Linked DNA regions of Homo sapiens: region 1 is linked to region 2. Evidence: chromatin loops called from intact Hi-C (ENCODE). Cell type or tissue: ascending aorta. All regions are shown on one strand. Links, peaks and the distances in the headings refer to the core of each region. The heading gives the core; the rest is flanking DNA. Region 1 has its middle 130 kb from the start of MID1. Region 2 overlaps HCCS-DT (HCCS divergent transcript).

Region 1 (5,392 bases), core at 329-5,328, 160 kb after region 2:
TAAACCATATCAGTGGGTGTTTCTTCTGAAACCTTAAGAGGGGCCAAAGAGGGCAAATGCTGACAGTTGACCAAAAATGGGGCTTGAAATTTCCTTTTTATTTCAGACAATGAAGACCCTTTTGTGGTTTGGTTGATTGGTGTTGTTATTGTTGTTGACAAGGTCTCCTCCTCTGTCACCCAGGCTGTAGTGCAGTGGCATGATCTTAGCTCACTGAAGGCTCAACCTCTTGGGCTCAAGCGATCCTCCCATGTCAGCCTCCTGAGTAGCTGGGACCACAGGCATGCCCAGCTAATTTTTGTATTTTTTCATACAGACAGGGTTTTGTCATGTTGCCCAGGCTGGTCTTGAACTCCTGTGTGCAAGTGACCTGCCCACCTCGACCTCCCAAAGTGTTAGGATTACAGGCATGAGCCACCATGCCTGGCCAAGACCCTTGTTTTAAGAAATGTCTAAGTGAAACAGTGTACACTACATTGATATTTTTTATAATTTTCTTTTTTCTTTCTTTCTTTTTTTTTTGAGATGGAGTCTTGTTCTGTCACCCAGGCTGGAGTGCAGTGGTGCAATCTCGGCTCACTGCAATCTCCGCCTCCTGGGTTCAATTGATTCTCCCACCTCAGCCTCCCGAGTAGCTGGAATTACTGGGGTGCGCCAACACGCCCAGCTAGTTTTTGTATTTTTGGTAGAGACGGGGTTTTGCCATGTTGGCCAAGCTGGTTTCGAACTCCTGACCCCAAGTGATCCGCCTGTCTCAGCCTCCCAAAGTGCTGGGATTATAGGAATGAGCCACCAGAACCGGCCAGATATTTTTATAATTTTCTGATAAGATCACAACAACAGAATCAAGCACTATTGTGATACTGAGGACACAACCCTCTGCCCACCCCACATTCTAAATCGTTTTATTTTCCCCTCAACGTGTTCACAAATATGCTTCTAAATAAAGACTCACACCTCATCAGCTGTCTTGGATTACTCTAGTCAGGGCAACACCAAATGTAGGTCTATAACTTCAGATTTTCGTGGGTAGCAAGTCTGAAAATGGCCGTAGACTTGAGAATGTTACTAGATTACTCAGCAACCACATCCTGATATTGATGGCCGGGAATTTATTTTATTTTATTTTATTTTTATTTTTTATTTTTTATTTTTCGAGACAGAGTCTCACTCCATCACCCAGGCTGGAGTGCAGTGGCGTGATCTCAGCTCACTGCAACCTCCTCCTCCCAGGTTCCAGCAATTCTCGTGCCTCAGCCTCCCAAGTAGCTGGGATTACAGGCACGTCCCACCATGCCCAGCTAATTTTTGTATTTTTAGTAGAGACGGGTTTCACCATGTTGGCCAGGCTGGTCTCAAACTCCTGACCTCAAGTGATCTGCCTGCCTCAGCCTCCGAGAGGGCTGGGGTTACAGGCATGAGCCACCATGCCTGGGATGGCCAGGAATTCATAATGGTGGCTTAGAACAAGCAGCAGTTCCTTCCACGACTCATCTCCTTCTGATTTTTATATATCAAGGTCTTTTTTTTCTAAGCTCACATTAGAGATTAGAGTATGAAAACTTCTGTGACCACTCAGGAGGCTGAAGAGTAGCTAGTTGAATCTGTAGAAGATTCAAATACCAGCCAGTTACAGGAAAATCACCCAGGTGCTTGCTAAAAAATGGAGGTTCTTGGGCCCCTCCTCAGATCAGTGAAATATGAATCTCCGGGGTGTGATCTTGAAATGTATAGTTGTAAGCAATGAATCAGATGGTCAAACTGCTTTGGGAACCAGTGGGTAGAATATTGCTCCAGAAGAGTCTTTGGCAAAATAGCTTGTTTATCTTTGATATAGTTTGGATATGTGTCCCCGCCCAAATCTCATGTTGGATTGTAATCCCCAGTATTGGAGGTGGGGACTGGTTGGAGGCAACTGGATCATGAGGGTGGACTTCTCATGAATGGTTTAGCACCATCTCTTTGGTGCTGTCCTTGTGATAGTGACTTCTCTCAAGAGCTGACTGTTTAAAAGTGTGTGGCATCTCCCTGCCTCTCCCTCTTTCTCACTTTCTCACTCTCACTCCTGCTTTAGCCAAGTGACGTGCTTCTTCCCCTTTGCTTTCCGTATGACTGTAAGCTTCCTGAAGCCACTCAAGAGGCTGAACAGACATCGGCACCATGCTTTCTGTACAGCCTGTAGGACCATGAGCCAATCAAACCTCTTGTCTTTATAGGTTACCCAGCCTCAGGTATTTCTTTATAGCAATGCAAAAGCAGCCTAATACAATCTTCAATCATCTCTTGTGTCATCTTGGCCTGGCCATCTGTGTTCCTAACAGTGCTGCCCCTCTTTCTTCAAGGTGAGTACTAAATTTCGTGTGCACATAAACCATCCTGGTAAAAGGCATGCTCTGACTCAGCAGGGTGGGGTTTGAGGTTCTGTGTTTCTACCAAGCTCCCAGGAGATGCTGACGCTGTTGGTCCATGGGCTATATTTTGAGCAGCAACGTGCTGGTCTTCTCCTCAGGCTCATTCCTTTCTAGTGATGACATCTCTGCTTGGCCCATTTGTGCCTTACTCTTCCATGTAGTGTCTGCAGTTTATGAGTGTCTTGGAAACAAAACTCTTTTAGGTCTTGTCAAATATCAGGGAAGAACCTCCTTGATGGAAATTTCAGACAATGTTGGAAGAGAGGATAGGGAGATAGTGGGCTATTAACAAAGGCATTTCTGGCAATTAAGATATACAAAGCACTCCACACTATGCAGTGCAGCTATGCACAAGGATGACCTTAGAACCTTCCAGAAATAATATACCCTGAAGAAATGAGAAATATACATCATTCCAGAGCTGGCTGCAGAGAAGCAGTAGAAAGAAGGGATCCTTAAAATAGCAGTACCAAAGACTATCTTGCCTTATGACAGCATTTGTGTGTGTCCCCCCATCCATGATACTAACATGCTTTCCTAGGTTTCCCTGGCACAGATTTAATTAATGGGGTTTAAAGTACTAGAGGTCAGACCCCTGTTTAGCTTACAACCCATTATCTACTGCACACAGTAGATTAAGTTATTCTTCTTTGGGATGACATCGCATACATGCTACACAATCACCAATGCGTATATTGATAACCTTGAAATTAGTTTTACATCTCCCTGAACCCTATTTTGTCTTCCATTCAATCACTTTATCATAATGATTATAGTTCCTCCTAGCTTTTGGGGTCGGATTAATTCATAACAATAAATTTCTCAGGTGATGACTACCCAACATTACAGTTAATTCATATAACTTAAGAGAAAAGTTTACCTCAATGCAAAGACATCAACAACCTATAAATATGCAGTTATCTATAGCTCAGACCTTTTCCTGAGTTGGTTGGAATTGTATATAAATCTTTAATGTGAGCAATGTAGACTTGAACTATCTCGACTTGTTTCATTTCAGACTCCACAAAGTATACCTAATAAATCAAAGGTGAGTTTTCACATTTAATTGTTCTCTATCCTGTGGAAGAGTGCTGGGAATTGAACCTAGCCCTGCTGCTGCTGACTCTGTGTCTGAGCATCATGACAGCCTGCTAGATGGGCTGGGGCCTGAGAACAGTAGGGTTGCTTCGAGGGAGGCCCCAGGGACAATAAACAGGAGAAAGGCCAGCTGGGTGGGAGAAGCTGGAGCCAGTTGTCAACAAAAATATATTAGTCCCAGGACAGAAAGACTATATAAGCTCCTAATGATTTGGGCTGCTAGCATCTCATGAACCATTATCATCTCCAGCTCACTAAATGGATCCCAGAAGATTGAAAATTGACATGCCTAGAAAAAAAAAAGAAAGAAAGAAAGAAAAAGAAGTCCCTCTTATTTCCCCTGTATGATCAGACCTAGTGTTTGTAGCTTATGGTTTTGAAGGAGCATAGATATAATGTGAGGAATTTTTAGAAGGCATGTGTAATCTTAAATGCATAAGCATGTCTTTTCATAAAAGAATTTTCACAAATTTGGGGTTGGAAAGAAGGAACACGTAATGAGTGGATTCTAAATACACACAACAGGGAAGTTAATGAGATAGGAAGACTTCCATTCAGAAATGAGTTCAAGGCATAGGAGAAAATTTTTAAAAACACACAACACAAATTGTCATTTATTAGGTAAATGGAAAGTTATGTCTGCAGTAAATTAATAGGCTACGACAAAGATGAATTTGAGATCACAAAAAGACCTAAGAAAGTTTTCATGACTGTCTCAAATAGTCAAACCAAATAGACTTCTAAAAAATTAAAACATGTGAAATAATATTCAAAATTGATTTCAAAAATCACCAATCATTGATTAAGTTTATTACTCATATCCCTTCCCCTGATTAAGAAAATGTGTGTATCACTTAAATGAGCACATGAGGCTGTAACTTTGGAAGGGTTGCTCTCCCTTGAAATTCACAAATATTTGAATTGAAAATGAGCTGTGAATGTTTTTGAATCCTCTGACTCATAGATTTCTATAGAACTCATTTTCCAGCTGCCACGGCATGAGCTCTCACTGTCATGCTAATCCTCATCAGTTCTGTCCTCAACTATTATGATGGCCTCAGACTGCTCTTCCTTCGTCTAGTCTCTCCCCCATCACATCCAGTCTTCAACCTGTCTTCATGCTGACCCCACTAACACATAAATTGAACACCAAACTCCCAAGTTCCAAAGCCTTCAATGGCTCCCCTCCCTCTGCGTAGCTGGGTATCAACAGCGTTGGCTGTGCAACCACGACTCTCTCCCAAGCCATTTCTTCTTTCCATCACCTCTCACCTTCTCCATAGCAACTCACGCTATTTTCATTTAGTAAATTTTGTCTTGTCTGTGGAGTGATGGAAAACTTGTGACTACCTTTGTAGGTATCGGAATTCTCATTAGAGAAGTATTTTTAATAAGCTACTTATTAAAGTAGCTTTTAAGCTACTTTATAATAGTAATATACATAATATATATTATAATCGTAATATATATAATAATAATAATACTTACTTATTAAAGTAAAGTGGACTGTGAGATCCAAAATGCCTGTTCAAACAACAAAAATCCATTTCTAAACCACTGGGCATAAGACAAGTGGAGGAACAGGTTTTGCCCCTAGATGGACAGAAGATAATTCTTCTCTGCCTCATACAGAAAAGAAGAATTTGGATTCCCAAAGGAGTCTATAATGGGAAACCAGAGTGTGTGGCTAGGAAAATGGTGGAAGGCTGCAATTTGACAGACCAAAATCTTCAGAAAAGACTCCTAAACTCAGGAATGTGAGTTAAGGTATGTGAATGATTTTATTGGGATAGAAATTGAAGGTGCAGAATTTCAGGCAAAAATCAAAAAGGCAATGGTCGAATGTGCATGTTCCAGAGAGCTGAACAACCTTGGAAATAGAA
Region 2 (5,392 bases), core at 100-5,099:
CACTAAGTATGATGAACATTGAATTTAAATAGACCATATTCTGGGCCATAAAATAAACCTCAGCAAACTGAAAAGAACTGAAAATATGCACAAATACTAGTAAACCAAATTCAACAGCACATCAAAAAGATTATATACCATGATCAAGTGAGATTTGTCTCTGGGATGCAAGGAGAGTTTGACATGTAAATCAATAAATGTGATATACCACATTTGCAAAATGAAATATAAAAATCATATGAGCATCTCAACAGAGGCAGAAAAAGCATTTAACAAAATTCAACATTTTTTCATAATAAAAGCTGTCAACAAGTTGGGTATAGATGTATACCTCAACATAATAAAGGTCATATATAACAAGCCCACCTCTAACATTATACTCAATAGTGGGAAGCTGAATTCTTTTTCTCTAAGATCAGGAACAACACAAGGATGCCCACTCTCACCACTTCTATTCAACATACTACTAGAAGTCCTAGACAGAGCAATTAAGCAAGAAAAAAATAAAAGACATCCCAATCAGAAAAAGTAACATTTTCTCTGTTTGAAGATGACACAATCTTATATCAAGAGAACCCTAAAGACTCCACCAGAAAAACTGTTAGAACTAATAAATGAATTCAATAAAGTTGCAGAATACAAAATCAACGTACAAAAAATTAGTTGCATTTTTATTCATTAACAATGAATTATCTAAAAGAGAAAGAAAACAATCCTATTTATAATAGCATCAAAGACAATAAAATACTTAGGAATAAATTTAACCAAAGAGATGAAAGATCTGTACACTGAAAACTATAACACATTGATGAAAGAAACTAAAGGCACACAAAAAATGGAAAGATATCCTGTGCTCACAGATCAGAAGAATTAGTATTGTTAAAATAACCATAGTACCCAAAGTGATGTTTAGACTCATTGCAACCTCTAAAAACATTCCATTGGCATTTTTCACAGAAATAGAAAAAAAAAAATCCTGAAATTCCTATGGAACCACAAAAGACCCAGAATAGCCAAGGCAATCTTGAGAAAGAAGAAGAAAGCAGGAGGCATCACACTTCTTAATTCAAACTATATTACAAAGCTTTAATAATCGAAACAGTATGGTACTGTCATGAAAACAGACCCATAGACCACTAGAAAGGAATATAGCCCAGAAATAAGTCTGCACGTACATGGTCAATTAATATTTGGCAAGAGTGCCAAGAATACACAATGGGAAAAGGATAGTCTTTCTAATAAATGGTGGTGGGTAACTAAATATTCACATGCAAAAGAACAAAATTGGGTTCCTATTTTTCACCATTCATAAAAATTGTTTACTTCAATGTAAAACCTGAAACCATAAAATTCCTAGAAAACGAAACAGGGGAAAAGCTCCCTAACATTGATTTTAGCAATTAGTTTTTTGGGTAGGACACCAAAAGCACAAGCAACAAAAGCAAAAATAAACAAGTGGGACTACATCAAACTAAAAAGCTTCTGCACAGCAAAGGAAACAGTCAACAAAATTAAAAGGCAGTTTACATAATGGGAGAAAATATTTGCAAACCTCGTATCTGACAAAAAGTTAAAATATGAAATATATAAGGAAAAAACCAAATGACTGTTCTAATCCTTTTGATATTTAAAAATATGAATAAATACTCCTAAAATTGTCAAATTAATGTCATCCTTTAAAATCTCCCCTGATTTGTCATAGCAGCAAACCTAATCTCCATAGACAATACAATGATAATAACTAAAAACAGTTTGTGAGAAGATAGAGATGCCCAGTGGGAGACTTAAATGGAGAAACGTGTCATTTGAATTGTTAAGAGCATATTATGGAAATGAAAATGTATTAAAGGTGACCAAATCACTTAGTTCTTCAGACATGTTCCCTTTAGGGAGAGCTGGGAGTGTTGAATGGAAGCAGTTACTCATTCTGTTTTCATAGTAGCTGTGCTTCAGCAGATGAAGAGAGATATATTATTACAGCAAGATCTTCATATTCTACCACTTTCTAAAGTGAACTCCTCTTATGGATAACAAAGGGTAGTATTTTCTAATGAAGCTCATTTGTTAAAAGTAGAGAAAAATGAAAAATGTTTTAGGAAAAGCTTGAACAAGATCAGAGATCTCAGTTGTGAAAGGATGATCTTGGCAATGATTTTTTATACATATATACATATATATGTATATATACATGTATTTTATACATATATATACATATATATGTATATATGTGTGTGTGTGTATATATATAAAAGGCTCCGAGGGCAATGAGCTGCTCATCAGAAATCCCTTGGCATTCCCCATGGAGGCTTTCTAAATGATTAGGAGCGATGCTTAAAAGCACAGTATTGGCAAAGACCAAGACATAAACCAATTTCTGTGAAAGAGAATTTAAAATATAGAAAATATAGAAAATTTAAAATATAGAACTTGGTTGGATTGCTTTAAAATGTGGCTGTTATGCTTTTCTTTTAATATTTAATTTTTAAATATTTTCCATTTGAAAAAAAGACCTTTCTTTAGCCCCATTTCCGCCTCCAACTTGCAGGACTATATCTCTGTCTCTTTTATACTCACTGTGTCCACTTCACCCTCTCCCAATCTCTCCTGCACCCATTCTAATCAGGCTTTTGTCCCCATCACTCCACAGAAATGTCTCTTGTCAGACTATGAATAACCTCAGTGTTTTCAAATCCACTGGTTAATTATCTGCCCATAATTGATCTGACAGTACCATTCAATACAGTTGATCACTTATTCCTTGAAACACTCTCCTGGTTTGGCTTCTAGGATATCACAATTTCCTGGTTCTCATTCCTGTCACTACATGATTCTTTTCAGTCTCCTTACCGGACATCCAAGTGTTGGGATGCCTAAGAGCTCGTCCCACTAAATGTTCTTCTCTCCCCACGTGGCCTTATCAAACACCCTAACTGTAAATTCCGTCTATATGCCAGTGGCTTCTTGAGGCAGATAGAGAGCAAGTTGACTTATTCAACACTCATTCCAAACTGTTCTAGTTCACCTTCCAATATTACAGAAACTGCAAAGCTAAAACTGTACGTTTTTCTAATAGCTAGAGTGGAGACATGTGACATCAAATGTCCAGGTGCAAGATTTGGGCCAATTGTAACTAAGAGAGATAGGATTATCTAGCATGAAGGCTAAGACACCTGCTTGGTCTGAGGCAAATTGAGTACATCTCCAATTTCCAGTCCCTAAAGTCATAGTGGATAGTAGCAACAGTGGTGTTTTTTACCAGAACTTTCCTATGGTGTGGTTGGATGTATACCCTGACTGTATTGTTTCTGACCAAATAGCATCAGGTCTTGTTCCATCCTACCCAGAGATTATTGGAACTATGTAACATCCCCTTTTGATTTAAACTGGCTAGAATGGATTCTCTTGTCTGCAATTAAGAATCCTTTGCAATACCACTCTCAACTTTATCTTTGCAGCCAAACATGTAACTTTAGATTCACGTTTCTAAGATTTATATTTATAGATGGCTACTTGAGATCTACACTTAGATAGCTAACAAGTTCTCAAGGTTAACATGTTCAAAAATGAATTGTTGATATCTTCCCAAACTGGCTACTCTCCCTAAATTCCTCAACTCAGTAGTTCATGCCAGAAAACTTGGAGTCATTCTTGAGTCATCTCTTATACTAAATTTATCTACAAATTCTATTAATGTGGTCTTCACAGTGTATCCCCAATCTGACCACTTTCCAGTCTCTACCCCTGACACCTGAGTCTAATGCAGTTGACTCCTACTTTTACCCCGCTTTTACCCTGGCCCCACCACAGTCTGTTCTCTTCACGATGGTAGAGATATCTTGTAAACAGGCACTGTTGACATTTTGGCCCAGAAAATTCTTTGCTGTGTGTGTTGGTGGTGGGAATGGGCAGTGGTAAGGGAAAGGGGTTGTCCTTTGCATTGTAGGATGTTTAACAACATCACTAATCTCTGCTCACTTGAGACGAGGAGCACATCTCCCCAGCTGTGATAACCAAAATGTCTCCAGACATTCATTCCCCAATGTACCCTGGGTGCAAAAATTATTCCTGGTTGAGAACCACTGCTGGAAACTGAATCAGATTATGTCATCGTCTACTCAAAACACTCTCAATTTCTTCCCATCACATTTGGGGAGAAAATCCTGAAGTCCTTTCCATGGTCTACAAAGCCCTTAATAAACTGGCTCTTACTCCCTTTTGACTTCCTCTCCTTCCCCTGTCACTCATTCTGCTCCAGCCACCTGGCCTCACTGATGTTTCCCTAAGGGGCCAAGCACTCCTCCTTTCCAGGACCATTGCACCTGCTGTTTCCTTTGCTCAGAATAGTCTTCTCTAGTACATTGCATACCCTGCTTCCTGCTTTCCTTCTAGTCTCCTCACATGTCACTTCACTGATCAAAAATAACACCTCAATCACTTTCAATCCTATTATAGTGCCATAGTTGTCTTCATTGGACTTACTACCACATGATTTATTACATATTTATTTCTTTATATGTTTATTGTCTGTCTCCCCTATTAGAATGTAAACTCCAAGAGGAAAAGAACAAGGACTTTATTTTATAAACCCCTTTATTCTCAGTGCCCAGAAAAGTGATCTGACATATATGAGACACTCAATATTCATTTACTTTAAAATTAGTGCTTGAGATGATTCTGCACATTATGTAACTACTTGGAGATTACTAATAAGGAGGATATCATTAATATAATTGGCATTTCTAAAAATACTACAATTTAAGGAAATCTTCACTTGTCAGCCACTTTTTTCACATGGAGGAAAAAGAAATGTGGTGAGGTGAACTGAGTGGTGAATAATGCCATGTGAGGCTTCACTTAGGTCATCTGGGGAGCCCAGATTTATTGATTCTGATTTCAGGCCTCTTGTATCCATATTGCATTGCTTTTTACAGAATTGTTTACATGTGATATTGTTCAAAAAGTGAATCATCCTACCTCCTGTTTGGTTGCTCTTAGTTTACAGCTGGACTTAATGTAAGAATAGAAAATTCATAAGAATATTACTTTCAAATGAGGAAAGTTACATGAAGAATGATGGCCTCGGTATATCAGGATATCCTTTATTCATCTTAACACCTATATTTGTATTTAATGGAGAAACCACATTTTCATATCTACACACACTGAACTTGAGTCCTTTGACTCAATTTCTCTGTAATGATCATTTTCTCTTCCAAAATCTTATTTATTTTTTCTTTGAAATGGCTCTCCTTTTTGCTCCTTTGTTCCTCATTGACATTGCTGCTCTTCTGCTACTGTACTTTACTGATCATAGGAGGAATATAAAATCATTTTATTATCTCTTTGGCTTCATGTTTTCCCCTCTCCAAATCTTCCCAGCACCATGACATGT

What was found. Hi-C counts contacts between places; a loop is a spot of excess contacts. Peaks named below come from ENCODE experiments on the same cell type or tissue, not always from the same donor. Only the 100,000 strongest peaks of a DNase experiment are listed, where the experiment ranks them.
Region 1: a loop joins it to region 2, with 2.0 times the contacts of the local background. A loop is called at or near these places in 1 of 110 quality-filtered maps.

The regions. Positions count from the first base shown.
Region 1 is chrX:10,746,395-10,751,786 of GRCh38, reverse strand. It overlaps a transcript of MID1 not described here. Among named protein-coding and RNA genes, the nearest start is that of MID1, 130 kb to the right of the region's middle. In ascending aorta, for the core only: no CTCF peak of the experiment used is centred there; a DNase peak (open chromatin) is centred at 2,426.
Region 2 is chrX:10,902,642-10,908,033 of GRCh38, reverse strand. The region is part of intron 4 of HCCS-DT (HCCS divergent transcript); the gene reads left to right. The region is part of intron 1 of LOC124905244 (a long non-coding RNA gene); the gene reads right to left. Among named protein-coding and RNA genes, the nearest start is that of HCCS-DT, 210 kb to the left of the region's middle. In ascending aorta, for the core only: no CTCF peak of the experiment used is centred there; no DNase peak of the experiment used is centred there; H3K27ac peaks cover 684 bases.